2 separate regions of the Homo sapiens genome follow, and region 2 is linked to region 1. Evidence: read pairs that join two places in POLR2A ChIA-PET (ENCODE). Cell type or tissue: OCI-LY7. All regions are shown on one strand. Links, peaks and the distances in the headings refer to the core of each region. The heading gives the core; the rest is flanking DNA. Region 1 has its middle 32 kb from the start of TSKS. Region 2 overlaps MED25 (mediator complex subunit 25).

Region 1 (15,682 bases), core at 4,948-9,947:
CTATGTACTCTTAACTTGTTTTGTCTCATTCCTTTGATTCCGCCGGACTTCGTAGCCCCCACGACCTGGTGTTGGGTCTGATCACCCCAACAAGCCTGGTCAACATGGTGAAAGCCCGTCTCTACTAAAAATACAAAAATTAGCTGGGTGTGGTGGTGAATGCCTGTAGTCCCATCTACTTGGGAGGATGAGGTAGGAGAATCGCTGGAACCTGGGAGGAAGAGGTTGCAGTGGGCAGAGATGGCGCCACTGCACTCCAGCCTGGGTGACAGAGCAAGACTTCATCTCAAAAAAACTAAATAGGCTGGGCGCAATGGCTCACACCTGTAATCCCAGCACTTTGAGAGGCCAAGGCAGGTGGATCACAGGGTCAGGAGATTGAGACCATCTTGACTAACAAGGTGAAAACCCGTCTCTACTAAAAATACAAAAAAAAAAAAATAAAAAATAATTAGCCGGGCGTGGTGGAGGGCACCTGTAGTCCCAGCTAATCGGGAGGCTGAGGCAGGAGAATGGCATGAACCCGGGAGGCGGAGTTTGCAGTGAGCAGAGATCGCTCCACTGCACACCAGCCTGGGGGACAGAGCGAGACTCTGTCTCAAAAAAAAAAATAAATAAATAAATAAATAAAAAATAAAAAAAGAGGAAAAGGTAGTAGCCCTAACCCCATTGTGTCACTCTCTCTTGAGCCTGCCCACATGCCTTTTTCTTGTGTACTTTTTGCTTTGCAATAAGTCTCCTTACTTTCACTATCTTCTGACTCATCCTTGAATTCCTTACTTCTCGTGATGATGTCAAGAGCCTGGCATTTGGGGACCTCTCACAGCCCACTGGTATCACCTTTTTTTTTTTTTTTTGAGACAGAGTGTTGCTCTGTCGCCCAGGCTGGAGTGCAGTGGGACGGTCTCAGCTCACTGCAACCTCCACCTCCCAGATTCAAGTGATTCTCTTGCCTCAGCCTCCAGAGTAGCTGGGATTACAGGTGCCTGCCACCATGACCATCTAATTTCTTGTATTTTTAGTAAACACGGGGTTTCAACAGGTTGCCCAGGCTGGTCTCAAGCTCCTGACCTCAGGTGATCCGCCTGCCTCAGCCTCCCAGAGTGCTGGGATTATGGGGGTGGGCCACCATGCCCGGCCAACAATGATGTTTCTTTTCCTCGCCGTCTTAGACATTGCTTTAGGAAACACTCTCTATTCGAATTATTTATTAGACCTCGCCTGCTCCCATAGGAAACTTCCCAACTAGACGGCTGTCCCTTTAAAACTGTTTTCCTGCAATGTTACCCACCTGGCCTGGCCTCAGTACTATAATAATACCCATGCCATCTCTCCTACAGGCAATGGTATCTACTTTGTACCACTTATTCAATGCCATTTATAGGGCAAGTTTTTTTTTGTTGTTGTTGTTTTTTTTTTAACAAAGTATCGCTCTTGTTGCCCAGGCTGGAGTGCAATGCGTGATCTCGGCTCACTGCAACCTCTGCCTCCCAGGTTCAAGCGATTCTCCTGCCTCAGCCTCCCAAGTAGCTGGGATTACAGGCACCTGCCACCATGCCTGGCTAATTTTTTTGTATTTTCAGTAGAGATGGGGGTTTCACCATGCTGGCCAGGCTGGTCTTGAACTCTTGATCTCAGGTGATCCGCCCGCCTCGGCCTCCCAAAGTGCTGGGATTACAGGCGTGAGCCACCGCGCCTGGCCAGGGCAGGATCTTTTAACACTACCTGTCAAGTAAATGCCACACATTTTTGCCCTGATGGTACCATCAAATACATTTCTTCTTGTCTCCCTGGAGGGTCTTAGTCCCTCTGTAGACAATTATGCCCTTCTCTACTCCCATAGCTGCCTCTCATAATAATGGTATTATTTTAAATTACCACTTTCCAGTCAAATTCTTTTTTTCTCTTTTTTTTTTGAGATGGAGTATCACTCTGTTGCCCAGGCTGGAGTGCAGTGGAGAGATCTTGGCTCACTGCAACCTCCACCTCCTGGGTTTAAATAATTCTCCTGCCTCAGCCTCCTGAGTAGCTGGGATTACAGGCACCCGCCACCACACCCAGCTAATTTTTGTATATTTAGTAGAAATGAGGTTTCGCCATGTTGGCCAGGCTGGTCTCAAACTCCTGACCTCAAGTGATCTGCCCACCTCAGCCTCCCAAAGTGTTGGGATTATAGGCGTGAGCCACTGTCCCTGGCCTCCCCCCAAATTCTTATCCCATTCATGCTTAAACCAAAGCGTCACTTAGATAACAGAGATGCTCAACCTTCTTAACTCCCCTCCCACATGGGTTTGTGCTCCCAATGGATACCTTTGGCTATATGGACGCTGTAGTAGTCCGTTGTCACACTGCTATAAAGACATAGCTGAGACTGGGTAATTTATAAAGAAAAGAGTTTTAATTGACTCACAATTCTGCATGGCTGGGAAGGCCTCAGGAAACTTACAATCATGGAGGAAGGGAAAGCAGGCACGTCTCACGTGGTGGCAAGAGAGACAGAGGGGCAAGCGCAGGAACAACTGCCTCATAAAACCATCAGATCTCATGAGAACTCACTCACTACCACGAGAACAGTGTGGGGAAAACCACCACCATGATCCAATCACCTCCCGCCTGGATCCTACCTCGACGTGTGCGGATTACGGGCATTACAATTTGAGATGAGATTTGGGTGGGGACACAGAGCCAAACCATATCAGATACCCATTCAGTCAGCCTCCAAATAACTTTTCTTTCATTTGAAATCATAAAACCCATGGTTAACAGTGTATTGATAACATTTGTTTCAGGGGTCAATGTATAACAGGACAGGCAAAGCCCTCTAATATACAGTTACATGACATCACTCACCCAAGTGCTAAGCAGGCAGTTGGCCTTATCTTGGCTGAAGTTGGGGCTGCCATCAACTTGTTGGCCCCATGGGGAGGATTTGCCCATCATGAGGCAACTCTTCAAAACTTTACTTCTTCACTTAGCCAGGCACGGTGGTTCACACCTGTATTCCCAGCACTTTGGGAGGCCAAGGCAGGTGGATCATGAAATCAGGAGATCGAGACCGTCCTGACTAACATGGTGAAACCCCGTCTCTACTAAAAATATAAAAAATTAGCCAGGTGTGGTGGTGGGCGTCTGTAGTCCCAGCTACTCGGGAGGCTGAGGCAGGAGAACAGTGTGAACCCGGGAGGCGGAGCTTGCAGTGAGCCGAGGTCACACCACTGCACTCCAGCCTGGGCGACAGAGCGAGACTCTGTTTCAAAAAAAAAAAAAAACAAAAAAAAAAAAACTGTACTTCTTTACTCTGTACACTGCTGTCTCATAGACTACAGGACAGTTTAGATAAATTGAGACTGTCCCTTGATTCTGTAACAGATGTAGTAATGGGTAACAGATTAGCATTAGTCTATCCATGGTCTAATGGAACATTAGTAATTAGTATGGTCAGTGGAACAACTGTAATTAATAAAACCTGCTGTACCTATATAAACACCTCAGATCAAATGGAGAAAAATATCAACAAGATATACAAACAACTACCTGGCTACCTTCATCATACTCAGACTGGTACAGAACAGCTGGGGTCCCGGCTAAACCCTATCCTTAAGCCTGGAACCGCCGCCCTAAGTGAAAACAGCTGACCCCATTTTTCCATCCAAATGTTGCCTTTTTGGCCTGCCACACCTCTATCCTGTGCCCACAAAAAGACTGCCGCTGGCAGAGCAACACAAGCGGCTGATGGCTGAGCATCAAAGACTACGGATAGACACGGCTAACTTCAGATGGCGCAGCTTCAGGGAAAGATCACCTTCTTCCCACACCCTCCCCTGGCCTCCATTCCACTGAGAGCCACTTCCATCACCCAATAAAATCCTCCCCATACACTACCCTACAATCTGTTCGTGTGACCTAATTCTTCCTGGACACCAGTCAAGAACCCGGATGCTGAGAGGGCAGGGGCTTGGACGCTCCCGCACAGAGCCTGCTCCCACCAGAGAGGAGTGACTGGCCGGCTCCAGCGTTTGTTCCCTTCAGTTCCTGCACTCGCTTGCTCCCACGCTCCCTCTCATGAGGAGTCACCAGCAGCAGGCTGAGCCAAAAAAGCCACTCCAGTTCCCGCCCATGAAGAGGATCAAGGTCAAGGTGATGTAGGAGTTAAGACGAAATCACTTAGACTGATAGGGCAAGGGAGTCCTTGGTAAGGCTTTCCTTTTTAATGAAAAGCAGCCCCGAATCATTTTCTAATGAAGAGCGGCTTGTAAAGTTGAGCTGCAGAGATAGGCATGCAAGCTGGGAGCTTGCCTGGGTGAACGCCGGCCTGGCGGGAACAAGGAACTAGGGACTAGACATGTTCAATATGGTGGCTCCATCTTCCCTTCTCTGCCAGCCACGTGTACAGTTAACGAGCAGACAAGAGGGCTCTGGCCATGGGGAGAGTTCATTTACATAATAAGATTAGGGTGGGGAGGGCTTGGCTCGGTGGCTCACGCCTGTAATCCCAGCACTTTGGGAGGCCAAGGCGGGTGGATAACCTGAGGTCAGGAGTTCAAGACCAGCCTGGCCAAAATGGTGAAACCCCATCTCTACTAAAAATACAAAAATTAGCTGGGCATGATGGCGGGTACCTGTAATCCCAGCTACTCGGGAGGCGGAGGTTGCGGTGAGCCGAGATCGTGCCATTGCACCCCAGCCTGGGCAACAAGAGCGAAACTCTGTCTCAAAAAAAAAAGAAAAGAAAAAAGAAAAAAAGATTAAGGAGGCCTATATAATGTTTGAGCAGGGAATAAAGTAGGAATTTGGCAGGACTAACTTCCAAGACAACATGTGACACGACCCTGCTGATAACACAGGAGACAGTAAAAGAAACTGGCCAAAACCAGCTGGAACCAAGACAGGATGAAAGCGACCTCTGGCTACCCTCACTGCTCATTATACACTAATTAGAATGCATTTGCATGCCAAAAACACTTCCACCCGCGCCATGACAGTTTGCAAATGCCACGGCCATGCTGAGAAGTTACTCAGTATCATCTGGATGGGGGAGAAAATTCGGGTTCTGGGAGCTCCCTGTTCCTTACCCAGAAAACTCATGTATAATCCACCCCTTATTTAGCATATAATCAAAAAATAACTATAACCATAAAAATATATCAAAACAGCCAACCAATAGCCCTTAGGACTACTCTACCTGTGGGGTAGCCACTCTTTGATTCACTCCGTTTTTTTTTTTTTTTTTCTGGAGACAGGGTCTCCCTCTGTCGCCCAGGCTGCTGGAGTAGAGACATATTCTCGGCTCATTGGAAACTCCACCTCCCAGGTTCAAGCATTTCTTGTGCCTTAGCCTCCTGAGTAGCTGGGACTACAGGCACACGCTACCACACCCGGCTAATTTTTGTATTTGTTTTGTTTTTTGTTGTTGTTGTTGTTTTGAGACGGAGTTCCACTCTTGTTGCCCAGGCTGGAGTGCAGTGGCACCATCTTGGCTCACCGCAACCTCCGCCTACCGGGTTCAAGAGATTCTCCTGCCTCAGCCTCCCAAGTAGCTGGGATTACAGGCATGCGCCACCACGCCCAGCTAATTTTGTATTTTTAGTAGAGATGGGGATTACAGGCGTGAGCCACAGCGCCCGGCCAATTTTTGTATTTTTTAGTAGAAATGGGGTTTCACCATGTTGGCCAGGCTGGTCTTGAACTCCTGGCCTCAAGTGATCCACCTGCCTTGGCCTCCAAAGTGCTGGGATTACAGGGGTGAGACACTGCACCCAGCCCCTTTTTTCCTTTACTTTCTTTTTTTTTTTTGAGACGGAGTTTCACTTTTGTTGCCCAGGCTGGAGTGCAATGGCGTGATCTCCGCTCACTGCAACTTCTGCCTCCCGGTTTCAAGAGAGCCTCCTCTCTCAGCCTCCCAAGTAGCTGGGATTACAGGCACATGCCACCACGCCTGGCTAATTTTTGTATTTTTAGTAGAGATAGGGTTTAATCATTTTGGTCAGGCTGGTCTCGAACTCCTGACCTCAGGTGATCCGCCCGCCTACACCTCCCAAAGTGCTGGGATTACAGGCATGAGCCACCACGCCTGGCTATTCCTTTACTTCCTTAATAATCTTGCTTTCACTTTACTGAATCCACTTGCTCTTCAATGTATTATTTTTTTTCTAGACAGGGTCTCACTCTGTTACCCAGACTAGACTGCAGTGGTACCATCATGGCTCACGATAGCCTCAACCTCCCAGACTCAAACAACCCTCCGGCCTCAGCCTCCCAAGTAGCTGGGACTACAAGTAGGCACCACCATGTCCACTTGGCCAATTTTTAAAATTATTTTTATTTTCATTTATTTATTTTTTTGAGACAGAGTTGCCCAGGCTGGAGTGCAATGGCACGATCTTGGTTCACTGCAACCTCTGCCTCCTGGGCTCAAGCGATTCTCCAGCCTCAGTCTCCCAAGTAGCTGGGATTACAGGTGCGTGCCTCCATGCCCAGCTAATTTTTGTATTGTTAGTAGAGACAAGATTTCACTATGTTGGTCAGGCTGGTCTCGAACTCCTGACCTCAAGTGATCCGCCAGCCTTGGCCTCCCAAAGTGTTGAGATTACAGGGTAAGCTACCGCGCCTGAGCTAAAATTATTTTTAGTATAGACAGAGCCTCACTATGTTGCACGGGCTGGTCTTCAACTCATGTTGCTCTTGAATTCTTTCCTCTGTGAAGCCAAGAACCCACTTGGCCTCCCAGACTGAACCCCAATTTTGGGGTGCGTCCTGTGACAGCAGGACCAATATAATGCTGTTTCCTGTAGTTACTGCCACCACAATACCACAGGGTCCTCTTTTTGCCTTTTCAGTTTCCTAGTTACCAATCCTTTAATACCTAAATTTATTTATATTCGATCATCTCTGTTAAAATAACCAGTGTGATTTCTGTCTCCTGAATATACCCTGACTGACACAGATATTTGTAATAGGAAGGAGCTTTCCAAAGGTAGGTTTTGGAAAATTGTTTATTCATTTATTTATCTATTATTATTTTTTGAGACAGGGTCTTACTCTGGCGCCCAGGCTGAAGGAGAGTGGTGTGATCATAGCTCATTGCAGCCTCGAGCTCCTGGGCTCAAGCAATCCTCCCACCTCAGCCTCCTGAGTAGGTGGGACCACAGGCATGCACCACCATGCCCAGCTAATTTTTATTTTATTTTATTTTATTTATTTATTTTTGAGACAGAGTCTCACTCTGTCGCCCATGCTAGAGTGCAGTGGAGCCATCTCGGCTCACTACAAGCTCTGCCTCCTGGGTTCACGCCATTCTCCTGTTTCAGCCTCCCGAGTAGCTGGGACTACAGGTGCCTGCCGCCAAGCCCAGCTAATTTTTTGTATTTTTAGTACAGATGGGGTTTCATTGTGTTAGTCAGGATGGTCTCAATTTCCTGACCTCGTGATCCACCCGCCTCGGCCTCCCAAAGTGCTGGGATTACAGGCGTGAGCCACCGCACCCAGCACAAGTTTCTAATATGAAGGTTTGGGCATCAGTTGAAAATGAGTGGGACTTTGAAACTTGAGGCTGGGTGCAGTGGCTCGCACCTGTAATCCCAGCACTTTTGGAGGCTGAGGTGGGAGGATCACGAGGTCAGGAGATCGAGACCATCCTGGCGAACATGGTGAAACCCTGTCTCTACTAAAAATACAAAAAAAAAAAAAAAAAAATTAGCCGGGCGTGGTGGCAGGCGCCTGTAGTCCCAGCTACTCCAGAGGCTGAGGCAGGAGAATGGCGTGAACCTGGGAGGCAGAGCTTGCAGTGGGCCGAGATTGCACCACTGCACTCCAGCCTGGGTGACAGAGCAAGACTCCGTCTCAAAAAAAAAAAAAAAAAAAAAATCACCCAGGCATGGTGGCATGTGCCTGTTGTCCCAGGACCTCAGGAGGCTGAGGTGGGAGGATTGCTTGAACCCAGGGGGTCGAGACTGCGATGAGCTATGTTCAAGCCACTTCACTCCAACCTGGTTGACAGAGCAAGACCCCATCTCAAAAAAGTCATTCCTTCAGTCTCCTTCAACCATCACTCCAGTGAAAATACTTTTGTTGCTCAATGCTATAATCAGTTTCCCGGTTCTCATCGTAGCTGACCAACAGAAGCATTTGGAATTGATTGCTCCCTTCTCATCGGTACATTTTTTCACTGCCTTCAAGGACATCGTCTTATTTTATTTTATTTTATTTTTGAGATGGAGTTTCACTCTTGTCACCCAGGCTGGAGTGCGATTGTGCAATCTTGGCCCACTGTAATCTCTGCTCCCAGGTTCAAGCAATTATCCTGCCTCAGCCTCCCGAGTAGCGGGGTAGTAGTGGTGCCACCCACCACGCCTGGCTAATTTTTGTATTTTTAGTAGAGACGGGGTTTCACCATGCTGGCCAGGCTGGTCTCCAACTCCCGACCTCAGGTGATCCGCCCGCCTCGGCCTCCCACAGTGCTGGGATTACAGGCGTGAGCCACCGTGCCCGGCCACATCATCTTATTTTGATTCTCCTCCTACTCACTGGTTATTCCTTTTCGTTTTCCACCGTGAGTTCCATCACTTATTTGATTTTAGGCTTCTGAATTTTGGAGTGCTCTGAAACCTAGGTTGTTCTCTCACTCGCTGTCGCTCTAAGATGAGCTCAGGACTTTAAACTCTCAGCTCCAGAAGGAGTTATTCCAAAGAGCTCGCAAACCTGTGGGTATGTGTAGCAATGGATTCTAAGGGTTTTGGACCAGGGAGGATGGAATGTAAGGTTTGATCGGACTGAAGTAATTAATTTTTTTTTTTTTTTTTTTGAGACAGAGTCTTGCTCTGTCGCCCAGGCTGGAGTGCAGTGGTGGGATCTCAGCTCACTGCAATCTCCACCTCCTCGGTTCAAGTGATTCTCCTGCCTCAGCCTCCCGAGTAGCTGGGATTACAGGCGCCCGCCACCACGCCCAGCTAATTTTTTGCATTTTTAGTAGGGATGGGGTTTCACCACATTGGCCAGGCTAGTCTCAAACTCCTGACCTTAGGTGATCCGCCCACCTCGGCCTCCCAAAGTGCTGGGATTACAGGCATGAGCCACCGCGCCTGGCCTGAAGTAATTAATTTTTAGTTTTAGTTTTTTGAGACAGAGTCTTACTCTGTCACCCAGGCTGGAGTGCAGTGGTGTGATCTTGGCTCACTGCAACTTCTGCCTCCCAGGTTCAAGCGATTCTCCTGCCTCAGCCTCCAGAGTAGCTGGGTTACAGGTGTGCACCACCACTCCCAGCTAATTTTTGTTTTTTTAGTAGAGACGGTGTTTCTCCATGTTGTCCAGGCTAGTCTTGAACTCCTAGCCTCAAGTGATCTGCCCACCTCGGCCTCCCAAAGTACTGGGACTATAGGCATGCACCACCACGCCTAGCTAATTTTTGCATTTTTAGTAGAGACGGGGTTTTGCCATGTTGGTCAGGCTGGTCTCCAGCTCTTGACCTCAGGTGATCCACCTGCCTCAGCCTCCCAAAGTGCTGGGATTGCAGGTGTGAACCACCACGCCCAACCTAGTTTCTTAGAAATAAACATTTAATAGGGACTTAAGAACAGAAGCTGGACCAGGGACAATGGCTCATGCCTATAATCCTAGCACTTTGGGAGGCTAAGGCCAGTGGATCACTTGAGCCTAGGAGTTTGAAAACAGCCTGGGCAACATGGTGAGACCTTGTCTCTACAAAAGATAAAAAAATTAGCCAGGCATGGTGGCATGCACCTGTGGTCCCAACTACTCGGGAGGCTGAGGTGGACGAATCAGTTGAGCCCAGGAGGTTGAGGCTGCAGTGAGTCATCTTTGTGCCACTACACTCCAGCCTGGGCAAGAGAACCAGACCTTGTCTCAAACAAACAAACACAGAAGGCTGGACACAGTGGCTCACGCCTGTAATCCCAGCACTTTGGGAGGCCAAGGCGGATGGATCACTGAGTCAGGAGTTTGAGACCAGCCTGACCAACATGGCGAAACCCCGTCTCTACTAAAAATACAAAAAATTAGCCGGGCGTGGTGGTGCGCTCCTGTAGTCCTAGTTACTCAGAAGGCTGAGGCAGAAGAATCGCTTGAGCCTGGGAGGTGGAGGTTGCAGTGAGACAAGATCGTGCCATTGCACTCCAGCCTGGGCGACAGAATGAGACTCTATAAAAAAAAAAAAAAAAAAAAAAGACAGCAGATCCCTGCACTGTTACCCCCCCAGACCTAAAGCTTATAGACCATAAAGAAAAGGTGATTGGCCGGGAGCGGTGGCTCACACCTGTCAGGCTGGAGTGCAGTGGCGCGCGCGATCTCAGCTCATTGCAAGTTCCACCTCCTGGGTTCATGCCGTTCTCCTGCCTCAGTCTCCCGAGTAGCTGGGATTACAGGCGCCTGTCACCATACCTGGCTAATGTTTTGTATTTTTAGTAGGGACGGGGTTTCACTGTGTTAGCCAAGATGGTCTCGATCTCCTGAACTCGTGATCCACCCGCCTTGGCCTCCCAAAGTGCTGGGATTACAGGTGTGAGCCACCATGCCCAGCCTAAACTGGAAATCTTAGGGCCCTTCCCAGAGCTGGGGTGAGTCAGATGCCAACATGGCAGATGAGCATCCAAGATGAAGTTGCTTTTCCCTCTACCAGTGGTCTCAGAAAACAGATGCTAGACTGAGCGCGGTGGCTCACACCTGTAATCCCAGCACTTTGGGAGGCCAACTGCACCTGAGGTCAGGAGTTTGAGACCAGCTTGGCCAACATGGCGAAACGCTGTCTCTATTAAAAATACAGAAATCAGCTAGGCATGGTGGCGGGCGCCTGTAGTCCCAGCTACTCGGGAGGCTGAGGCAGGAGAATTGCTCAGACCTGGGAAGCAGAGGTTGCAGTGAGCTGAGATCGCGCCACTGCACTCCAGCCTGGGTGACAGAGTAAAACTCCGTCTAAAAAAAAAAAAAAAAAGATGCTGAAGACGGGATTCTGGGATTAGGTTATTCACCTCTTTGCTCTTTGATGAGCTGTTTAATGATGTGATGATATCCTGGGAGGTGGAAAACGGGATGACAGTTATTGCATGTAGTGCCATCATTCATTATTTATTATCTTTGGTTGTTTGCAATGAGGTTCCAGTAAACAAATCAAAAGCCTTGGCTGGGTGCGGTGGCTCACGCCTGTAATCCAAGCACTTTGGGAGGCCAAGGTGGGCGGATCACCTGAGGTTGGGAGTTCGAGGCCAGCCTGACCAACATGGAGAAACCCTGTCTCTACTAAAAATACGAAATTAGCCAGGCGTGGTGGCACATGCCTGTAATCCCAGCTACTCAGGAGGCTGAGGCAGGAGAAGCACTTGAACCAGGGAGGCAGGGTTGTGGTGAGCCAAGATGGCGCCATTGCACTCCAGCCTGGGCAACAAGAGAGAAATTCCGTCTCAAAAAAACAAACCAACAAACAAACAAAAACAAAAGGCTTTAGCCAGGCATAGAGGGCACACCTGTAGTCCCAGCCATTGGGAGTCTGAAGCTAGGGGATTACTTGAGCCCTGGAGTTCAAGGCTGCAGGGAGCTGTGGCATTGCCCTCCAGCCTGTGTGACAGAATGAAATTCTGTCTCTAAAAAAAAAACCTTCTGTTGTTGTTGTTGTTGTTTGTTTGTTTTTGAGAGGGGGTCTCGATCTGTTGCCAGCCTAGAGTGCAATGGCGTAATCTAGGCTCACTGCAACCTCCGCCTTCCGGGTTCAAACGATTCCCCTGCCGCAGCCTCTCTAGTAGCTGGGACTATAGGCACGTGCCACCACGCCTGGCTAATTTTTTGTATTTCAGTAGAGATGGGGTTTCACCATGTTGGCCAGGATGGTGTTGATCTGACCTCGTGATCTGCCCGCCTCAGCCTCCCAAAGTGCTGGGATTACAGGCGTGAGCCACCGTGCCCGGCCAAAAAAAACCCTGTTTTTAAAGACTTTAGAAAATCAACTAACTGCTGACCTTGACCAATATAGTGGGAGCGATGAGGGCTGTGGAACAGAACAGCTATTTCTGTCACACTGGGAAGATGACATAAAGAAAATGATGAGCTCAGGACTTTAATCTCAGCTCCAGAAGGAGATGGAGATGCTGTGTATTTCCAAAGAGCTCGAAAACCTGGGTGTATGTGTAGCAACAGATTCTAACAGTGTTGGACCAGGGAGGATGGAATGTCAAGTTTGATGGGAATGAATTAATGTATTAATTCTGAATTTAATGTGCTAGCTTGAGCAGCTGTAAGTAGCTCTAATAATAATGGACCAAAACTTGGGTTCAGTGATGGCCTACATTTAAGTAGGTTAATATCCCAGAACCTCCCTGGTAGAATGTCAAGAAGAGAAGATAAAGTGGCCGGGGGGGTGGCTCAGGCCTGTAATCCCACCACTTTGGGAGGCTGAGGCAGGCGGATCAGCTGAGCTCAGGAGTTTGAGACCAGCCTGGCCAACATGGCGAAACCCTGTCTCTACTAAAAATATAAAAATTAGCCGGGCATGGTGGTGCGCATCTGTAATCCTAGCTACTCAGGAGGCTGAGGCAGGAGAATCTCCTGAACCTGGAAGGTGGAGGTTGCAGGTTGCAGTGAGCTGAGATCATGCCACTGCACTCCAGCCTGGGTGACAGAGTGAGACTGTCTCAAAAATAATAAATAAATAAATAAATAATAAATAAAATAATCTAAAGGATTTGGGAGGTAGCAACTCTGGAATAGACTTGTTATGTGCAATCATTTGTCTCTCCTCCTGTATATACCCCCGGGAGTACACAGGAACATTCTTTTCATTGAGAAATGAACTAGGGAGGAGTATAAATAAGTGGATGGATGGATGGATGGATGGATCAATCAATAGATCCATAGAGTGCTCTCCATTCAACAATTGAAGCACACACATTTTTTTCTCAAGCACACTTATAAAAATTGATCTGTACTAAACCAAAAGAAAGCCCCGATAAATTCAATGAACAGGTATCATACAGATCAATGTTTCTGATCACTATGCAATTAGATCTCTAGTTAATGTCAAAAAGAGGAATTTAAAATCCTCATATATGTGGAAATTTAAATTGTTTTAATTTTTGCTTTTGAGACGGGGTCTTGCTCTGTCACCCAGGCTGGAGTGCAGGGGCGCGATCACAGCTCACTGCAGCCTTGACCACCCAGACTCAAGCCATCCTCACACCTCAGCCTCCCTAGTATCTGGGACTATAGGCACGTGCTACCACGGTAAGCTAATTTTTTTTTTATTATTTTTAGCAGAGACAGGGGTCACTATGATGCACAGGCTGGTCTTGAACTCCCGGGCTCAAGCAATCCTCCCGCCTCGGCCTCCCAAAGTGCTGGGATAAGGTGTGAGCCACCACACCCGGCTTTCCCTGCATTCCAGGGGACTTGTTTACAGTCTTTTAACTTTGAATTCTTTTGTTGTTTTAAGTGTGTTTCTTTCTGTCTTTCTTTGTTTTTTTTTGTTTTGTTTTGTGTTTGAGACAGAGTCCCACTGTGTCACCCAGGTTGGAGTGCAACGGCGCAACCTCGGCTCACGGCAACCTCTGCCTCATGGGTTCAAGCAATTCTCCTGCCTCAGCCTCCCAAGTAGCTGAGATTACAGGCATGCGCCACCACTCCCAGCTAATTTTTGTATTTTTAGTAGAGACTGGGTTTTACCATGTTGGCCAGGTTGGTCTTGAACTTCTGACATCAGGTGAACCGCCTGCCTCAGCCTCCCAAATTGCTGGGATTACAGGCATGAGCCACCGCCCCCGGCCAGTGTGTTTGTTATAAAACAGCATTGATCTGGATTTAGTGTGTATATGTTTTAATCCATGTTGTCAAACTTTGTCTTTTAACTGGTGAAGTCTTGTTAATTTACATTTAATGATTAATATAATTGACATTGTTTATCATCTTCATGTATTATATTACTTCAGTTTATCTCTCCCTCCTCAAACCCCAAAATGTGAATATAATCTAGACTTTAAATTCTTAACTATTGAGGATATATTTTTCTGTTTCTTTTTTTGTTTATTTTTTTTTTTTTGAGACAGAATCTCACTGTCGCCCAGGCTGGAGTGCAGTGGCGCGATCTCGGCTCACTGCAGGCTCCGCCCCCTGGGGTTCACGCCATTCTGCTGCCTCAGCCTCCCGAGTAGCTGGGACTACAGGCGCCCCCCACCTTGCCCGGCTAATTTTTTTGTATTTTTAGTAGAGACGGGGTTTCCCCGTGTTAGCCAGGATGATCTCGATCTCCTGACCTCGTGATCCGCCCGCCTCGGCCTCCCAAAGTGCTGGGATTACAGGCGTGAGCCACTGCGCCCGGCCTATTTTTCTGTTTCTTACACTGAAGTTTCATTTTAAGACAACAGAAAACTTTATCAAATTATTCTAACCACTTTACTTCATATGTTTCTTGCAATATCTTCTGGATTTGCATTTTTTTCTCTTTATTATTTTATTTTATTTTTTGAGACAGAGCCTCATTCACTCTGTTGCCCAGGCTGGAGTGCAGTGGCGTGATCTTGGCTAACGGCAACCTCCACCTCCCAGGTTCAAGCGATTTTCCTACCTCAGCCTCCCTAGTAGCTGGGATTACAGGCATACTCCAACATGCCCAGGTAAGTTTTGTATTTTTAGTGGAGACAGGGTTTCACCATGTTGGCTAGGCTGGTCTCAAACTCCTAACCTCCAGTGATCTGCCTGCCTTGGCCTCCCAAAGTGTCGGGATTACAGGCATGAGCCACTGTGCCCGGCCTATTGCCTCATTTTCACCTGAAGAAATTGGCTATTCTGCCAGACACAGAGGGTATTTCCAGGTATATTCTGTCTGTTAGAGAGGGTATTTTTACTTTGAGGAACTGCCAATTCCCTATTCTGTCTTTTATGGAGGGAAATATCATAACTCTGTGCTTTCCCTCTGAGCTCAGAGGTGTACTGGCGGGGGAGGGGTATTAAATCTATGGGTGAAAAGCCCTGGGTATAAAAAAAAACATTGTCCGGCTGGGCACAGTGGCTCATGCCTGTAATCCAGCACTTTGGGAGGCCAAGGCAGGAGGATCCCTTGAGTCTAGGAGTTCCAAACAAGCCTGGGCAACATAGTGAGACACTGTCTCAATTTTTCAATGTTTTTTTTTTGTTGTTTGTGTTTTTTGTTTTTTTTTTTTGAGACGGAGTCTCACTGTCACCCAGTCTGGAGTACAATGGCGCGATCTCAGCTCACTGCAACCTCTGCCTCCCGGGTTCAAGCGATTCTTGTGCCTCAGCCTCCCGAGTAGCTGGGACTACAGGTGTGTGCCTGGCTAATTTTTGTATTTTTAATAGAGACAGGGTTTCACCATGTTGGCCAGGCTGGCCTCAAACTGCTGGTCTCAAGTGATCCACTCGCCTCAGCCTCCCAAAGTGCTGGGATTATGGGTGTGAGCCACCGCCTCTGGTCCTGGCTGACATCTTGACTCTAACTTCATGAGGATCTCAGCCAGGACCTAACCCCAGGAGTGAGGTTAACTGATTGTATTTCTGACCTTCAGAAGTTGAGATACATTTGTTATCTTAAGCAACTAACTTATGGGGTATTTTTACACAACAATAGACAACTAATATAGTTATCTAGTAATAATCAGCCTAAAAAATGTTGACTTGACAGACCTATACTATACCACAGAACCTTGTTTCTACCACCATTGCCATCTCAAAG
Region 2 (15,682 bases), core at 485-5,484, 92 kb after region 1:
ACAGCAGGGATACAGAGGCAGAACAAAAACAGTTAATCAAATTGTTGTAACAGGTTTATAACTCAGGATTGCACATAACCGTTGCTATGCAACCCAGATGTCCCTTATCTAGGTTAGCCTAGGCACGGGCTTATCCCATAACCTTCACTGTGGTGCCCAGGCAGCTCAGGCTTCTCATGACCTTCGCTGTACTTCTTAGATAAAACAGAATACTTGAAGTCATGAGTTACAGAGAACAGGAATCTATAAACTCATTCCATAAAACAAAGGAAAATTTGTTTTTTCTTCTCTCTATGTTGAGGGAGTGCTGGGAGAGTCTCCAAGAGCACTTTAGATAGTATTATCAAGACTTTTCCTGGGTCTGGGCTGTGCCCATTGCTGCCTCTCAGACAAGTCAGCCTAATACATAGAACTTATTTCTCTTTTTAATTTTTTTTCTTTAATTTCCTGCCTCACCACCACGCCTGGCGCTGGATCGGATTTTGATAGTTGACATTGTAGAGTCTGGAGTCAGGCAGACGGGTTAAATCCTGGCTCTTCCAGCACAGAACTAACTCTCAGACCCAGGAGTCTGTCCCCTCTGTGCCTAGTATCTCACTTGTGAAGTGGGGATGTGGATAGTACTTGTATTAGTATTTCATTGTATTACTTATTCTTAGCTGTATAATAGATTACCACCAAATAATGGCTGCATACTGCAAACATTTATTATCTAACGCAGTTTCTGTGAGTCAAGGACACAAGAGTGGCTTGGCTGGATGGTTGGGCTGAGGGTCTCACAAGGCAATAGTCAGGAGGTCGGCAGGATTGCAGCCATCCAGGGGTTTGACTGGTGGTGGGGAATCCGTTCCCAAGGTGGCGAGTCTGTGGCTGTTGGCCACAAGACCTCTCCACAGGGCTGGTTGACTGTCTAACATGGCAACTGGCATTCCTCAGATTGAGGGACCCAATAGAGAGAGCAAAGAGGAAGCCCCAGGCCTCTCTTGTTTTTGAGGAAGGGTCTCACTCTGTCACGCAGGCTGGAGTGCAGTGGCTCAGTCACGGCTCACTGCAGCCTCGACCTCCTGGGCTCAAGCTCAAGCGATCCTCCCATCTCAGCTTCCCGAGTAGCTGGAGTAGCAGGGACGGTAGCCAAATGCCAGCACACCTGGCTGATTTCTTAAAAATATTTTTGTAGGTCGGGCGTGGTGGCTCACGCCTGTAATCCCAGCACTTTGGGAGGCTGGGGCAGGTGGATCACCTGAGGTCAGGAGTTCGAGACCAGCCTGTCCAACATGGTGAAACCCTGCCTCTACTAAAAATACAAGCAATCATCCTGCCTTGACCTCCCTAAGTGCTGGAGTGCTGAAATTACAGGCCTTAGCTGGGCATGGTGGCGCATGCCTGTAATCCCAGCTCTTGGGAGGCTGAGGCAGGAGAATTGCTTGAACCTGGGAGGTGGAGGTTGCAGTGAGCCGAGATCACACCATTGCACTCCAGCCTGGGCAACAAGAGTGAAATTCTGTCTCAAAAAAAAAAAAAAAAAAAAATTTTGTAGTGGCGGGGCACGGTGGCTCATCCCTGTAATCCCAGCACTTTGGGAGGCCAAGGCGGGCGAATCACCTGAGGTCAGGAGTTCGAGACCAGCCTGGCCAACATGGTGAAACCCCGTCTCTACAAAAAATACAAAAATTGGGCAGGCGTGGTGGCTCACGCCTGTAATCCCAGCACTTTGGGAGGCTGAGGCGGGTGGATGATGAGGTCAGGAGATGGAGACCATCCTGGCTAACACGGTGAAACCCCGTCTCTACTAAAAATACAAAAATTTAACCGGGCGCGGTGGCAGGCACCTGCAGTCCCAGCTACTCGGGAGGCTGAGGCAGGAGAATGGCGTGAACCCAGGAGGCGGAGTTTGCAGTGAGCCAAGATTGCACCACTGCACTCCAGCCTGGGCAACAGAGCAAGACTCTGTCTCAAAAAAAAAAAAAAAAAAAAAACCATACAAAAATTAATCAGGTGTGGTGGCATGTGCCTTGTAATCCTAGCTACTCAGGAGGCTGAGGCAGGAGAATCACTTCAAGCCAGGAGGTGGAGAGATCGCACCACTGCGCTCCAGCTTGGGTGACTGACTGACTGAGACCCTGTCTCAAAAAAAAATTGTTTTTTTTGTGGAGACAAGGTCCTGCAATGTTGCCCAGGCTGGTTTTGAACTCCTGGTCTCAAGTGATCCTCCACTTCAGTGTCCCTAAGTGCTGGGATTAGAGGCATGAGATGCTGCACCCAGAGGCCCCACTAGGCTCTTTGTAATCAAGTCTTGGAAGTTACACGTCATGTCATTATTTCTGTTACATTCTTTTTTTTTTTTTTTTTTTTTTTTTGAGACAGAGTCTCGCTCTGTTGTCCAGGCTGAAGTGCAGTGGTGCGATCTCAGCTCACTGCAAGCTCCGCCTCCCGAGTTCACGCCATTCTCCTGCCTCAGCCTCCTGAGTAGCTGGGACTACAGGTGCCCGCCACCACACCCAGCTAATTTTTTGTATTTTTAGTAGAGACAGGGTTTCACTGTGTTAGCCGGGATGGTCTCGGTCTCCTGACCTTGTGATCCACCCGCCTCGGCCTCCCAAAGTGCTGGGATTACAGGCGTGAGCCACCGCGCCTGGCCTACATTCTGTTTTTTAACCTGAGACAGGGTCTTGCTCTGTTGCCCAGATTGGAGTGCAGTGGTGGGATCATAGCTTGCTGCAGCCTCGACCTCTCGGGCTCAAGTGATCCTCCCACCTCAGCCTCCTGAGTACCTAGGACTGCAGGTGGGCACCACCATGCATGGCTGATTTCTTTATTTTAATTCTTGTAGAGATGAGGTCTTGCTGTGTTGCTCAGACTGGTCTTGAACTCCTGGCCTCAAGCGATCCTCCTGCCTTGACCTCCCTAAGTGCTGGAGTGCTGAGATCACAGGCCTGAGCTGCGGTGCCAAGTCCACTTCTGCCATACTGCATTTGGTGTGCAGTATAAGCCTATCCCGTTCAGTGTAGGAGGAGACTACCCAGTGTGTAAATAGCAAGAGGCTGGATTGCTGGGTGCTGTATTGGGGGCTGGGTACCGCAACCTCACAGCGATGTTTGGAGAATTAAGTTAGTTGATGATGTTTAATACAGTGCCTGGCATGTATTAAGTGCCGTGTAAGTGTTTCCTAGGATTTTGTGCCTCACTCTCCTGGTTTGCAAATGGATAATGGTCGCGTGTATCTCCGTGTTGTTAGAAGATCACAGGAGCTAAGTTGCTTGCTGTGTGTCGCTTAGGGCCTGGTCTGCAGTCAAGGTTCATTAAACAACACCTGTTCGTAGCGGCCGTTACCTCTGTATGCTTCTGCAGCAGGTGTTTGTTGAGTATCTGCTTTGTTCCAGTATGTGCGTGCAAGTGCTGGGTGCAGGACATATAGTGAAAAGGTGACACAGAAGCTTCCCCTTCGCGGTAGCTGGAATTCGTAGGTAACACAGAGCAGGGTTTCTCATCCTTGGCCCTAGTGACACTGTGGACACAGTCATTCCTTGTAGTGGGGGCCGTCCTGGGTATTGTAGGATGTTTAACATCATCCTTGGCCTCTACTCACTAGATGCCGGTAGCCCCCTCCCAAAGGTGTGACAACCAAAAATGTCTCCAGGCATTATAAAATATCCTCTGGGAAGGGGGCGCAAAATGTATTCCATTTGAGACCACTGGGAGAGACCGGTAAGACAGTCTTGAGTGATGTTAAATGGAGACTTCTTGAGGCCCAGGTCCAAGTCTGATGCTCCTCAAGTGCCTGGCAGCCAGCACAGGGCCTGGTACACAGGAGGCCTCGGGTAAATTCTGTAGAATGAATGTCCAGAATGCATTTAATACTAACCACCCTGGAAGACACTGCATAGCCTTCCAGACCCAGCTCAGGTGTCTTATACCCTGGGAAACCTTCCCGATTCTTGCAGCCAGATGCTTCCTCCTCTGCCTCCATGACCTGTCACAGCCCCACACCTCTGGACTGTGAATGTCCAGGTCCCTGGGTGCTTCTGCCATTTGCTTCCAGCTGGGGCTTGGCACCCACGGGGCTTCAGGAGACTGGCTGAATAAATGAATTAGTATGTAATACAAAAACAACAAATAAATAGAAAAAATTAACCAGGCATGGTGGTGCACACCTGTAGTCCCAGCTACTCAGGAGGCTGAGGTAGGAGGATCAACTGAGACTGGGAGGCAGAGGTTGCAGTGAGCCGAGATTGTGCCACCGCACTCCAGCCTGGGTGAAAGAGCGAGACCCTGTCTCGGGAAAAAAAAAAAAAAAAAAGAGGTGGAAGGAAAATAGACCCAGTGTGTTTCCCATAACATTATGACAACTCAGTTGTTCATTCATATGTTCACTCATTAATTCAACAAATGTTTGTGGAACAAATCGTCCTGGGCACCAAGGAGTTAGTGGGCATGAGATAGGCAAGGTCCTGGCCCTCATGGAACTAGTTTGCCTGGGTGACAGGCCGTGTGTAGGGAGCCCTTGGTCATGGCCGGATGCTGTTAACATTCACTCATTTTGACCTCCTGGGGCTCCAGGCACCTGTTAGCCGATGAAAGCGGGCAGCAGAGACCCCGGGGAATGATACTGGGTAGAACAAATGGGAGTAAGTTAGAGGACTTGGGAACACCAAGTCAGAGCCCACTTGTGTCACCTAGGGGGCTTTTATTTTTATTTTGTGTCTGCCATATCAAGGGGTTTATTTGGAATTTATCATAAACTTGATATTTTAGCCATATTTTGCAGCCAGCCATAGTGCTTCTTCTGTTCAAGTTTTCCACATTTCTTTGACAAAATGTTTATTACATGTCGCCCTTTGAGCTTGTAGCACATGACTTGTACTTAGTGTTCAATAAGAGAAACGCAAGTTTTAGCATCTCAAACTGGTTAGTTTATCACACTTTTCCTCATAAGGGTTTTGTTTTGTTTTGTTTTGTTTGAGATGGAGTCTCTCTCTCTCTCCCAGGCTGGAGTGCAGTGGCATGATCTCAGCTCACTACAACCTCTGCCCCCGAGGTTCAAGTGATTCTCCTGCCTCAGCCTCCCGAGTAGCTGGGATTACACGTACCCACCACCATGTCTGGCTGGTTTTTGTATTTTTAGTAGAGATAGGGTTTCACTTTGGCCAGGTTGGTCTTGAACTCCTGACCTCAAGTGATCCGCCCACCTCGGCCTCCCAAAGTGCTGGGATTACAGGCATAAGCCATTGCACCCAGTCACTTCCAACTGTTTTACAGGGTCATGCCTGTAATTCCAGCACTTTGGGAGGGTGAGGAGGCGGATCACCTGAGGTCGGGAGTTCGAGACCAGCCCGACCAACATGGAGAAACCCTGTCTCTACTAAAAATACAAAATTAGCTGGGCGTGGTGCCGCATGCCTGTAATCCCAGCTACTCGGGAGGCTGAGGCAGGAGAATCACTTGAACCCAGAAGTCGAAGGTAGTGGTGAGCTGAGATCGTGCCATTGCACTCCAGCCTGGGCAACAAGAGCGAAACTCCATCTCAAAAAAAAAAATTTATCACCCCAAAGAGGACACCCCATATGCATGAAGCACTAGCTCCCCATTCCCCCATCCCCCCATCCCCAGCCAGGGTGGTTTTGGCTCGAGTCCCAGAAAGGCCCAGGAAAATATTGGCTTAATTTCACCTGTAGCAGAACAGCTGGGTCCAGAGTTGGTTCACCCCAACTCTTTGCACACAGTTGAAGTTTCTGCGTGCAAAGCTGTCTTGATGCCGGGCACAGTGGCTCACGCCTGTAATCCCAGCACTTTGGGAGGCCGAGGCGGGTGGATCATAAGGTCAGGAGTTCGAGACCATCCCGGATAACACCGTGAAACCCCGTCTCTACTTAAAAATTAAAAAAATTAGCCGGGCGTGGTGGCGGGCACCTGTGGTCCCAGCTACGAGGGAGGCTGAGGCAGGAGAATGGCGTGAATCCGGGAGGCGGAGCTTGCAGTGAGCGGAGATGTGCCTCTGCCCTCCAGCCTGGGAGACAGAGCGAGACTCCGTCTCAAAAACAAAAGCTGTTTTGATGGCTAGGAAGAGGAGGGCTGGGAAGTGTGTGGTGGGTTGGGAGCAGCGCCCGAGTGCCCTGAGAGCAGGAAGAAGGCTCAGGGGCTCAGTGTGCTCACTGGCCGGGCCGAGTGGGACTGGAAGGAAATCAGTGCGAGAACTCAGGCAGGAAGCGGAGAGCCCCGCTGCATGGCCCTGCCAGGCCACCAGTGCACTGAGTACTCAGCAGATGGTTCCTAGGCCTTGTGTGACCTAGGGTCAGACGCCTTGGTGTCTCTCTTGGAGGGCTGCACAGGGTGCGGAGAGAAGCTTGACAGCTGCAGTATCGGGTGATCTATGATGTGACTAAGGGCAGGCCGTAAAATTAGGTGGCATGTAGGGAAGGCTTCCTATAGGAGGGCACACCAGGATGGGTGTCGTAGTTTAGCTGGATTCCATCCGGGCCGGAATGGGTGTGTTCCAGCACATGCAGAGACCTGGATGTCTGGGCTTTGTCAGTTGAGAGGACCTATAGGTGCGGGCATGGAGCAGGAGAGATGGACGGGGTGCAGGACTCGGAGGCCTCGGATGCTGGGCCGATGCCGGGCCGAGGGCCTGGGTTGGTTCCAGTCTTGATGGACACGGTTGGGCCTGTAGACGTTCATTCACTTAGCCTACATTTCCTGAGGCCTCACATGTGCCCCGCTGTGGTGGGCAAGCCTGGGGGTAAGAGAGGACTCAGACCCCATCCCCGCCTGTGGGAGAGGTAGGATCAGAGACCACACTTCAGGGGGACAGGGCCCTCAAGACCCTCAGAGGGGTGCTCGGTCTCCACACACGTCCCCTGCAGCAAAGGTCAGCCTCTCACGACCACGTGACCGGAATAATGGTGGCAACCACAGCTGCCCTTGAGGAGAGGCCATCCCCGGGCCACAACCCATGTGGGACGGATGCTGCGACGCGACTGCAGATCAGGCGGAGGAGAAACGAGAGTCTGTGTGTGTTAGTTTCCCAGGCTGCCGTAGCAAAGTATGAGAAACTGGCCAGAAGAATGGAAATTGATGTCTCAGGGTTCTGGAGGCTGGAAGTCCAAAATCCAGGTGGTAGGGCCAGGCTGTCTCTGAAATCTTACAGGGGAAGGGCCCTTCTGCCTTTCCTGGTGCCTGCTGAGGCTGCATCACCCGTCCTCACATGGCCTCTCCCTGTGTCTCTCTGTGTCCTTGTGTCTTCCCTCTGTGTGTGTGTCCGTGTCCACGTTTCTCCTTTTCACAGACACCAGCCATAGTGGATTAGGGCCCGCAATTTAACTCGATTACCTGTGTAAAGATCTTTCCAAATTAGGTCACCTTCTGAGGTACTGGGGCTTAGGACCTCAACCTGTCTTTTTGAAGGGGGCACACTTGAACCCATAAGACTAGGAGGACAGAGGAGGCCCCCGTCTCTGGCTGGGAAGGTGAAGTGGGGCCAGGACTGATTTGGAGCAGACAGCCCAGAGAGGGGAGGGGACAGCAGGAGGCTGGGCATGGAGTCAGTCACTCCAGGGTTGGAGTCAGCACAGGATCCTAGGCTTGGGGTCCCCAGCCCTTTCCCATTCCCTCCCAGTCCTCATGATTAAAGACAACAAATGTCGGCCGGGTGTGGTGGCTCACTCCTGCAATCCCAGCACTTTGGGAGGCTGAGGCAAGTGGATCATGAGGTCAGGAGATGGAGACCATCCTGGCTAACATGGTGAAATCCCGTCTCTACTAAAAATACAAAAAATTAGCCAGGTGTGGTGGCAGGCACCTGTAGTCCCAGCTACTCGGGAGACTGAGGCAGGAGAATGGCATGAACCCAGGAAGCGGAGCTTGCAGTGAACTGAGATCATGCCACTGCATTCCAGCCTGGGCGACAGAGCGAGACTCCATCTCAAAAAAAAAAAAAAACACAGACAGCAAATGTCCCCTGTCCTGTCTGGGACTGGTGCTGTGCTAGCACCAGGGATTGGGTAGGGAACTCAGCAGGGTCCCCGTCATCCCAAGGTGCATAGCCCAGGATAGAGTGGGGGACAGCATGGGAGCAGGCTCTTCAAGCATAGCCTGGGGATGGGGATGATGGCAACCCTGGGGGCTGACCGCTCTGCCCCTGCAGGTTCATGGGCGGGGGTGGTGAGAGCTGCAGCCTCATCGCGGAAGGACTCAGCACAGCCTTGCAGCTGTTTGATGACTTCAAGAAGATGCGCGAGCAGATGTGAGTGCCCCCTCCACCCAGGCCGGGCCGGTCTCTCTCTGCCTGGCCTGGAACCACTTTGCCTGTCGAGTGGTTCTACCTCCAGCCTCACCCTGTAGGGCATGGGCTCTGTGTCCCCAAGCACGCTGAGCCAGGAGGCTGCAGGTGTGTCCTTGGGGGACGCCTGGCCAGTGCCCGGTCTCAGCATCCCCATCAGGAAGCAGTGCCAACTCTGGGTGTCACTCCTGCCTGCCCTGCCTGCTGGGTGACGTAGAGCACATCCCAGAACCTCTTGGAGCCTCAGTGTTCTCAGCTGTAAAGTAGGGGCGTTGCTTCTGATTCCATGTGAGGCGGAATATGTGCATCTCCGCTGGTGCTGGGTCTGGGTTCCTTCTCAGGGCCTCTGTTGCTGCTGGCTCCATGTCTTCTCTCTTTCCTGGTAGTGGCCAGACGCACCGGGTCTGCCTCCTCATCTGCAACTCACCCCCATACTTGTTGCCTGCTGTTGAGAGCACCACGTACTCTGGATGCACAACTGAGAATCTTGTGCAGCAGATTGGGGAGGTGAGGACTCCAGGGTCTGAGGGACGAGGGTCTGGGGGCCCGGAGTCTTGGGTCTGAGGCAGGAGGCACTGAGGGCCTGGACTCCTGGGTCTGAGGGAGGAGGCACTGGGGGCCTGGACTCTTGGGTCTAAGCGGGGAGGCACTGGGGGCCTGGACTCAGACACAGAATAGTCACAGACTGGTGACCAGCTTTGCTTACTCTCTTTTCGAAACAGTCTGGCTCTGTTACCCAGGCTGGAGTGCAGTGGTGTGATCTTGGCCCACTGCAGCCTCTGCCTCCAGGGTTCAAGCAATTCTCATGTTTCAGCCTCCCGAGTAGCTGGGATTATAGACGCCCGCCACCACGCCCAGCTGATTTTTGTATCTTTAGTAGAGATGAGGTTTCACCATGTTGGCCAGACTGCTCTCAAACTCCTGGCCTCATGTGATCTGCCTGACTCGGTCTCACAAAATCCTGGGATTACAGACGTGAGCCTCCACACCTGGCCCACTTAGTCTTACTGACAAAACTAGAACCCAGAGTCTCCCGGGGCAGGTGATACCTGGTTTCAGGGTCTCCTGCCTCAAAGCCCAATGGGAATTGTGGTTGTAGGGCTGGTGCCGTCCAGCCACACAGCAGTTGTGGTAGGTTGGGGGCCGGCCCCAACACCCTTATGGAGGGGGCCCGTCATGACTGCTCGGCCCCTCTCCTACAGCGGGGGATCCACTTCTCCATTGTGTCTCCCCGGAAGCTGCCTGCGCTTCGGCTTCTGTTTGAGAAGGCAGCCCCCCCGGCCTTGCTGGAGCCGCTGCAGCCTCCGACAGATGTGAGCCAGGACCCGAGGCACATGGTGCTGGTTCGGGGACTCGTGCTGCCTGGTGAGGCCTGGGCACCGTGCGCGGGGATGGGGGCTCGACGTGTTTCCCCAGCTCCCTCTGACTTGGATTTTGGATTTCTCTCCTTTCTCTGCATCTTGAATCCCTTCTCTCTGGGGTTGGCCATCCCTCCTGCTCTCAGTTGGGGGTGGCTCAGCCCCAGGCCCCCTCCAGTCAAAGCAGCCAGTCCCCCTGCCTCCCGCCGCACCCTCAGGTGCCACTCTCTCAGCAGCCCCCCAGCAGCCTCTGCCCCCCGTCCCCCCGCAGTACCAGGTATGGATATTTCCGGGAAGGGACATGCTTCTGGGGACTTGCTGGAGCCCTGGCCCCTGGGGAGAAATCTAGTTGCATGTTGGAGCTTGTGGGATGATGGGAGTCCCATGGGACATTGGGAAGGTGGGACTCTTGGGGCCATGGAAGCTCATGTGCTGTGTGATGGGTGTTGTGAGCTAAGCTATCCCAGCTGGTGCCTCATGGGGCCATGGGTGGTGTGACCTCGTGGGATACCAGGACTGGGGGGCCATGGTCCTCACCAGTCCCTTCCCTTCTTCCCTTCTACCCACAGGTTCCCGGGAACCTGAGTGCAGCTCAGGTGGCCGCGCAGAATGCAGTGGAGGCTGCCAAGAACCAGAAGGCTGGGCTGGGCCCTCGCTGTGAGTCCTGGAGTGAGGATGAAGGGCGGGCAGGGGCCAGGCAGGCCTCTCTCCACACACTTGTTCCCCACTTCTTCCCTTGGTCTCTCCCACAGTCTCGCCCATCACCCCTCTCCAACAAGCTGCTCCCGGAGTGGGTCCCCCCTTCAGCCAGGCCCCAGCTCCCCAACTACCCCCAGGACCCCCTGGCGCCCCCAAGCCACCACCTGCTTCCCAGCCCAGTCTGGTCTCCACTGTGGCCCCTGGCTCCGGCCTGGCTCCCACGGCACAGCCCGGGGCACCGTCCATGGTAGGTGCCTGCACGCCTCCTGCCCCTGCTCCTTCCTCCTGCTGTCCACAGCTAGGACAGTTAGAGGATGAGTCATTTGCCTTCCAGGGGGATGTGGCTCTCGTGGTTCTGGGGCTTTGGGGGCTCGTGGTGTGTGTGCTGCAGATGCCTGAGATGAGGGTCTGGGGACAGAGTGGGGAGGCTCATGGCTCCAGGAGGGTCAGGGCTGTTCCGAGAAACCCAAGGAATCCCTGGGTCTGGGAGTCCAGGGCATCGCACAGCTTACGAGTCCTCGAATCCTGCAAGGTCCAAGCATTTGGGGTCCTGCGGCTGGCCAAGTGCTGTTCTGGGGATGGAGGGGCAGAAGAAGGGATCTTTCCTCCTTCCTGGTTTGCCCTCACAGGATGGCCCCCGGAGGCTCCCGGCCTTCCCCATTCTCATGGCCCTCCTTCCTCCCCTCTGGCAGGCAGGCACTGTGGCCCCAGGAGGGGTGAGCGGCCCTTCCCCAGCCCAGCTGGGAGCCCCAGCCCTCGGTGGGCAGCAGTCAGTCTCCAATAAGCTTCTGGCCTGGAGCGGGGTCCTGGAGTGGCAAGAGGTGAGGGGCCTGAGGGTCCATTGGGCACTTGGGACTCCTGGGGCCGTGGGGCTGGGCATGTAGGACTCATGGGGCCAGATGCGTGGGGTCTGCAGTGCTGGGTTTGGAGGCATTCGTTGCGCTGGACCTGTGGGATGCGGGGCGAGGCCAGGAGCCCCATGGAGTGGTGGGACTTGCGGTACAGAGGAGAGTCCCCATGCAAAGAACCCAGAAAAGCCCAGGATTTGGGGCCCAGAGAAGAGCCCAGGCGATGTATCATCTGGGGCACAGTGGATGGTGGGATTTAGGGGCCGGGCACGTAGCTGTAACATTTGAGGAACTGAAGGCTTGCTGGTCTGGAGGAGGGGCCTGGGGCTCATGGGACTTAAACTGGGGAACATCCTGAGCTTTGGGGCTACCAGGGTAGGACATGAGGGCTCAAGGGGACTGAGGCTTATGGCCCTTTTTACTGACATGCTCTTTTTTCCCCCTCAGAAACCCAAACCTGCCTCAGTGGATGCCAACACCAAGCTGACGCGGTCACTGCCCTGCCAGGTCTACGTGAATCATGGCGAGAACCTGTAGGTGACAGTCAGGGGCGGGGTGTGGTGGGGCTGGGGCTGGCCCCCTCCTCACACCTCTCCTGGCATCGCCCCCAGGAAGACGGAGCAGTGGCCCCAGAAGCTGATCATGCAGCTCATCCCCCAGCAGCTGCTGGTGAGTGGCGGTGGAGGGCCAGCCCTGCTGCCGGGCAGTCCTCACCCTGCTGTCTCTTTCCTGTTCCCTGCCCCACCCCCACTCCCTGCCTCATGTCCCCGCCTCACTTGCCCACACCAGCATGCCAGCCGACTTCTGTGTCTCCCGCAGACCACCCTGGGCCCTTTGTTCCGGAACTCAAGGATGGTCCAGTTCCATTTCACCAACAAGGACCTGGAGTCTCTCAAAGGCCTCTACCGCATCATGGGCAACGGCTTCGTGAGTCCAGGGCATGGGGGGCCGAGGGGTGTTGACTCTTGTCCTGCTTTCTGCTGACCTTTGACGGGAATCCCAGAGTGCCTGGGCCCACGGAAGCCGTTTTTGATGGTTGGGTGCACTTCATGCCCTTAGGTTCCTCGCCTTTCTTCTAGAGCCGTGACTTTTATTATAATCATCGTATGCACCAGATTTGAGGGATATTCCACATTAAAAATGTGAGCTGGATGTGACAGGATCAGTTAGGAGGAAGCTGTTGATTCTGGCATGGCTTTATGGGATGTGTTCATTTCCTGTGGCTGTGGTAACACATTACCACAAGCAGAGGGGCTTAAAACAACAGAAACGTGTTCTATCCCAGTTCTGGAGGCCAGAAGCCCAAGGTCAGGGTGTCAGCAGGGCCACGCTCTCTCTAGAGGCTGGAGGGAAGGCCTCTTCGTTGCCTCTTCCGGCCGGTAACCCCAGGCTTCAGGTGGCATCGCTCCAGGGTCTTCCTCCATCCCGCAGCTGTCTTCCCTCTGTGTGTGTCTCCACATGGCATTCTCTCTGTATCTTTGTGTCTGTGCTTATAAGGACATCAGTAATTTTGGATTAGGCCCCATTTTCCTGACCTCATCTTACTACAATTGCAAAGACCCTCTTTCCAGATAGAGTCACCTTCACAGGTGCTGGGGACTGGAACCTCAGCTTAGCTTTCTGGTTTTGTTTTTTGAGACAGAGTTTCACTGTTGTCAGCCAGGCTGGAGTGCAGTGGTGCAATCTTGGCTCACAGCAACTTCCGTCTCCTGGGTTCAAGCGATTCTCCTGCCTCAGCCTCCCAAGTAGCTGGGATTACAGGCATGTGCCACTATGCCCAGCTAATTTCTGTATTTTTTAGTAGAGACAGGGTTTCACCATGTTGGCCAGGTTGGTCTCGAACTTCTGACCTCAAGTGATCTGCCTGCCTCGGCCTCCCAAAGTGCTAGGATTACCGGTGTGAGCCACCGCGCCCAGCCTCAGCATAGCTTTCTGGGAGTCACAGTTCACACTTTGTAACTCGGGGAAGGAGCAGATCAGTTACTTCCGTGCACCAGGCACTCCTGCAGGAAAGAGAACCTTAGGGGGATCACCTCACGAGACCCTCACAGAACCTTGTGAAGAAGGCATTCCTGAGAGTTAGTACTTCCGGCTGCAAATCACGTAGTTTCCCAAACACATAGATAATTGGGGGCACTCGGAAAAAATGTTCTCTTATGATTCTGTGGGTCACCTGGGCTCAGTGGGCCATCTCGCTTGGCGACTCTCACGGGGTTGCCATCAGATGGCAGCTGAGACTCTGGTCATCTGAAACCTTTACTGGGCTGGATGTTCAAAACAGCTCCTCACACAGCCCTGGCTGTTGGCTGGGGCTTGGCTAGGACCGGCCATCCCAGTGTCTGCACATGGCCTGTCCACGTGGCCACACTGTGGCAGCTGGGTTCTGAGAGGGCAGGCGTTGTAGGAGCAGGCATTTATATTTTGCACAGGACAGGACATCTAGAGGGGGCCAGCTATTGGGATTGGTTTCATAGGTCTGTGACATCAGGGACAGGGCCCTGTGGTTCTCTTGGCCTCTCCTTTATAGTCACAAGGTAGCTCTCATGGCTCCACGCATCCTGTGTGCTTTCATGAAGGAGGGGAAGGGGGCTGTGTGTTTCCCTTTCTTCAAGACAGCAGAAACTTTCTCAGATTCCAGAGCAGGCATTCCTTTCACCTCCTATCCCGGACCTAGGCCACTGGGCAGCCCCTAGTTGATGGGAGGCTGCTGGGAGCAGGTATCCGTGACTGTCTGGGGCTGGGACATGTTACAGCCCCAGACAGCATTGGGAATGCAGGGGAGGAGGACACTTGGATATGGAATAGGCAGCTAGCAGGGTCTGTCTCAGGCAGGAAACCGAGGCTCAGAGAAGTCAATTCACTTGGCCAAGGTCAGCCTCGCCTCCCTCAGGAGCCCCTGCCCTGAATGCTCCATGTGTTACCCCCCTGATGACCAGTGATGTTTCCTGGGTGCTTCCTGTGGGCTGAGCCTCAGGCAGGGCTCTTGCTGTGGATCAGACATCGCATAGTCACAGCGACCCTGTGATGTGGGAGCACTCCCCGTGGTGTACACTGGCCGGTGCTGAGGGCTGGAGGATCTCTTGGATACCCGGGGTCCGACCCACCGTTGATCACAGGCCTGTGGGTACCACGCTGTGCATCTAGGCCGCTCTCCCGGCCGTGACCCTCAGCCGCCCTCTGAGGAGGCCGCCGTGGCATTTTATGCCCAAGAAACTGGGTCCATGAGGAGCAGGTGGTGGCTGAAGGTTGAAGAGCTGGGCTCCAGCACTTTCTCTCCGCTTTCCCTCTCAGTGGGCAGCTGGAACCCTAGCTTGCCCTGAGCGCCTCAGTTTCTGTCTCCAGAGCAACCCATAGCACACCTGTTCTCCTTAACCTTCTATAGCAGAAACCTCACCTCACCTTGCCTGTGGGGCCTCTAGAGCCTTCTGGAATGGGGAGGGGGTCAGGGCTGCCTCTTTCAGGGCCTGAATGGTTCTGAAGAGCTGTTGTCCACCCAGGCGGGCTGCGTGCACTTCCCCCACACGGCGCCCTGTGAGGTGCGCGTGCTCATGCTCCTGTACTCGTCCAAGAAGAAGATCTTCATGGGCCTCATCCCCTACGACCAGAGCGGCTTCGTCAACGGCATCCGGCAGGTCATCACCAACCACAAGCAGGTCCAGCAGCAGAAGCTGGAGCAGCAGCAGCGAGGAGTGAGTGTTGACAGTCCCCAAACCAGCACTCCGACCCCCTCCTGCCCGGGCCCCACATGGCCCCCTGGGGTCTCCAGGACCAAGATGCCCACCCTTCTCCCAATATGTGGTGCCTCCAAGCTAAGTCCCACTCAGATTTTCTTGCAGTCTCTCTCCTTTTTCAGCATCCACATCAAAGCCCTGACACAGCTTCCTCCTGGAGACCTTGGAGTGTACGGCATCCCTCCCAGACCACTCACCCCCAAAGAGAATGTCCCCATCTCCTTACTAGTTCCCCTCAGGGCACAGGCCCTCCCGCCTCAGATTCAGGATGCCACCACCCTCAGTTACTGACCTGCCCCTCTCTCCCCGTGCAGATGGGGGGACAGCAGGCACCCCCAGGGCTGGGGCCCATTCTGGAGGACCAAGCCAGGCCCTCACAGAATCTGGTGAGGACAGGGCTGGCGGGGTCGGGGCTGGGTTGGGGAGGCCCCAAGGCTGCGCTCTGTGCCTGCAGAAGGGGCGTGAGGCCCTGCCCATCTCCCTCACCCCTGTGTCTCTTCCCACCAGCTCCAGCTCCGCCCACCGCAGCCCCAGCCTCAGGGTACCGTAGGGGCCTCTGGGGCCACGGGGCAGCCCCAGCCCCAAGGTACTGCCCAGCCCCCGCCAGGTGCCCCTCAAGGCCCTCCTGGAGCAGCTTCTGGCCCACCCCCTCCTGGACCCATCCTTCGGCCCCAGAACCCTGGGGCCAACCCTCAGCTGCGAAGCCTCCTCCTCAACCCACCACCGGTGAGATGTTGGGGTGGGGTAGCGAGAGTTCCAGATCCTGGCCCT

What was found. Peaks named below come from ENCODE experiments on the same cell type or tissue, not always from the same donor. Only the 100,000 strongest peaks of a DNase experiment are listed, where the experiment ranks them.
Region 2: POLR2A ChIA-PET joins it to region 1 with 5 read pairs; 6 of 35 experiments call an interaction of 5 or more read pairs at or near these places.

What each region holds. Positions count from the first base shown.
Region 1 is chr19:49,723,604-49,739,285 of GRCh38, forward strand. No RefSeq gene overlaps it. Among named protein-coding and RNA genes, the nearest start is that of TSKS, 32 kb to the right of the region's middle. RefSeq lists enhancers at 3,462-3,962, 3,963-4,463 and a silencer at 10,176-10,351. In OCI-LY7, for the core only: no CTCF peak of the experiment used is centred there; no DNase peak of the experiment used is centred there.
Region 2 is chr19:49,820,309-49,835,990 of GRCh38, forward strand. MED25 (mediator complex subunit 25) reads left to right here. Exons shown (of 18, transcript NM_030973.4): 4 at 8,141-8,239; 5 at 8,662-8,782; 6 at 9,478-9,640; 7 at 9,780-9,910; 8 at 10,203-10,290; 9 at 10,386-10,579; 10 at 11,025-11,153; 11 at 11,628-11,713; 12 at 11,792-11,849; 13 at 12,000-12,107; 14 at 14,678-14,869; 15 at 15,226-15,297; 16 at 15,419-15,637. It overlaps MIR6800 (microRNA 6800), which reads left to right and starts at 11,710; the gene lies at 11,710-11,791. RefSeq lists enhancers at 14,251-14,751, 14,752-15,252. In OCI-LY7, for the core only: no CTCF peak of the experiment used is centred there; DNase peaks (open chromatin) are centred at 3,013 and 3,333; H3K4me3 peaks cover 1,503 bases; H3K27ac peaks cover 4,893 bases.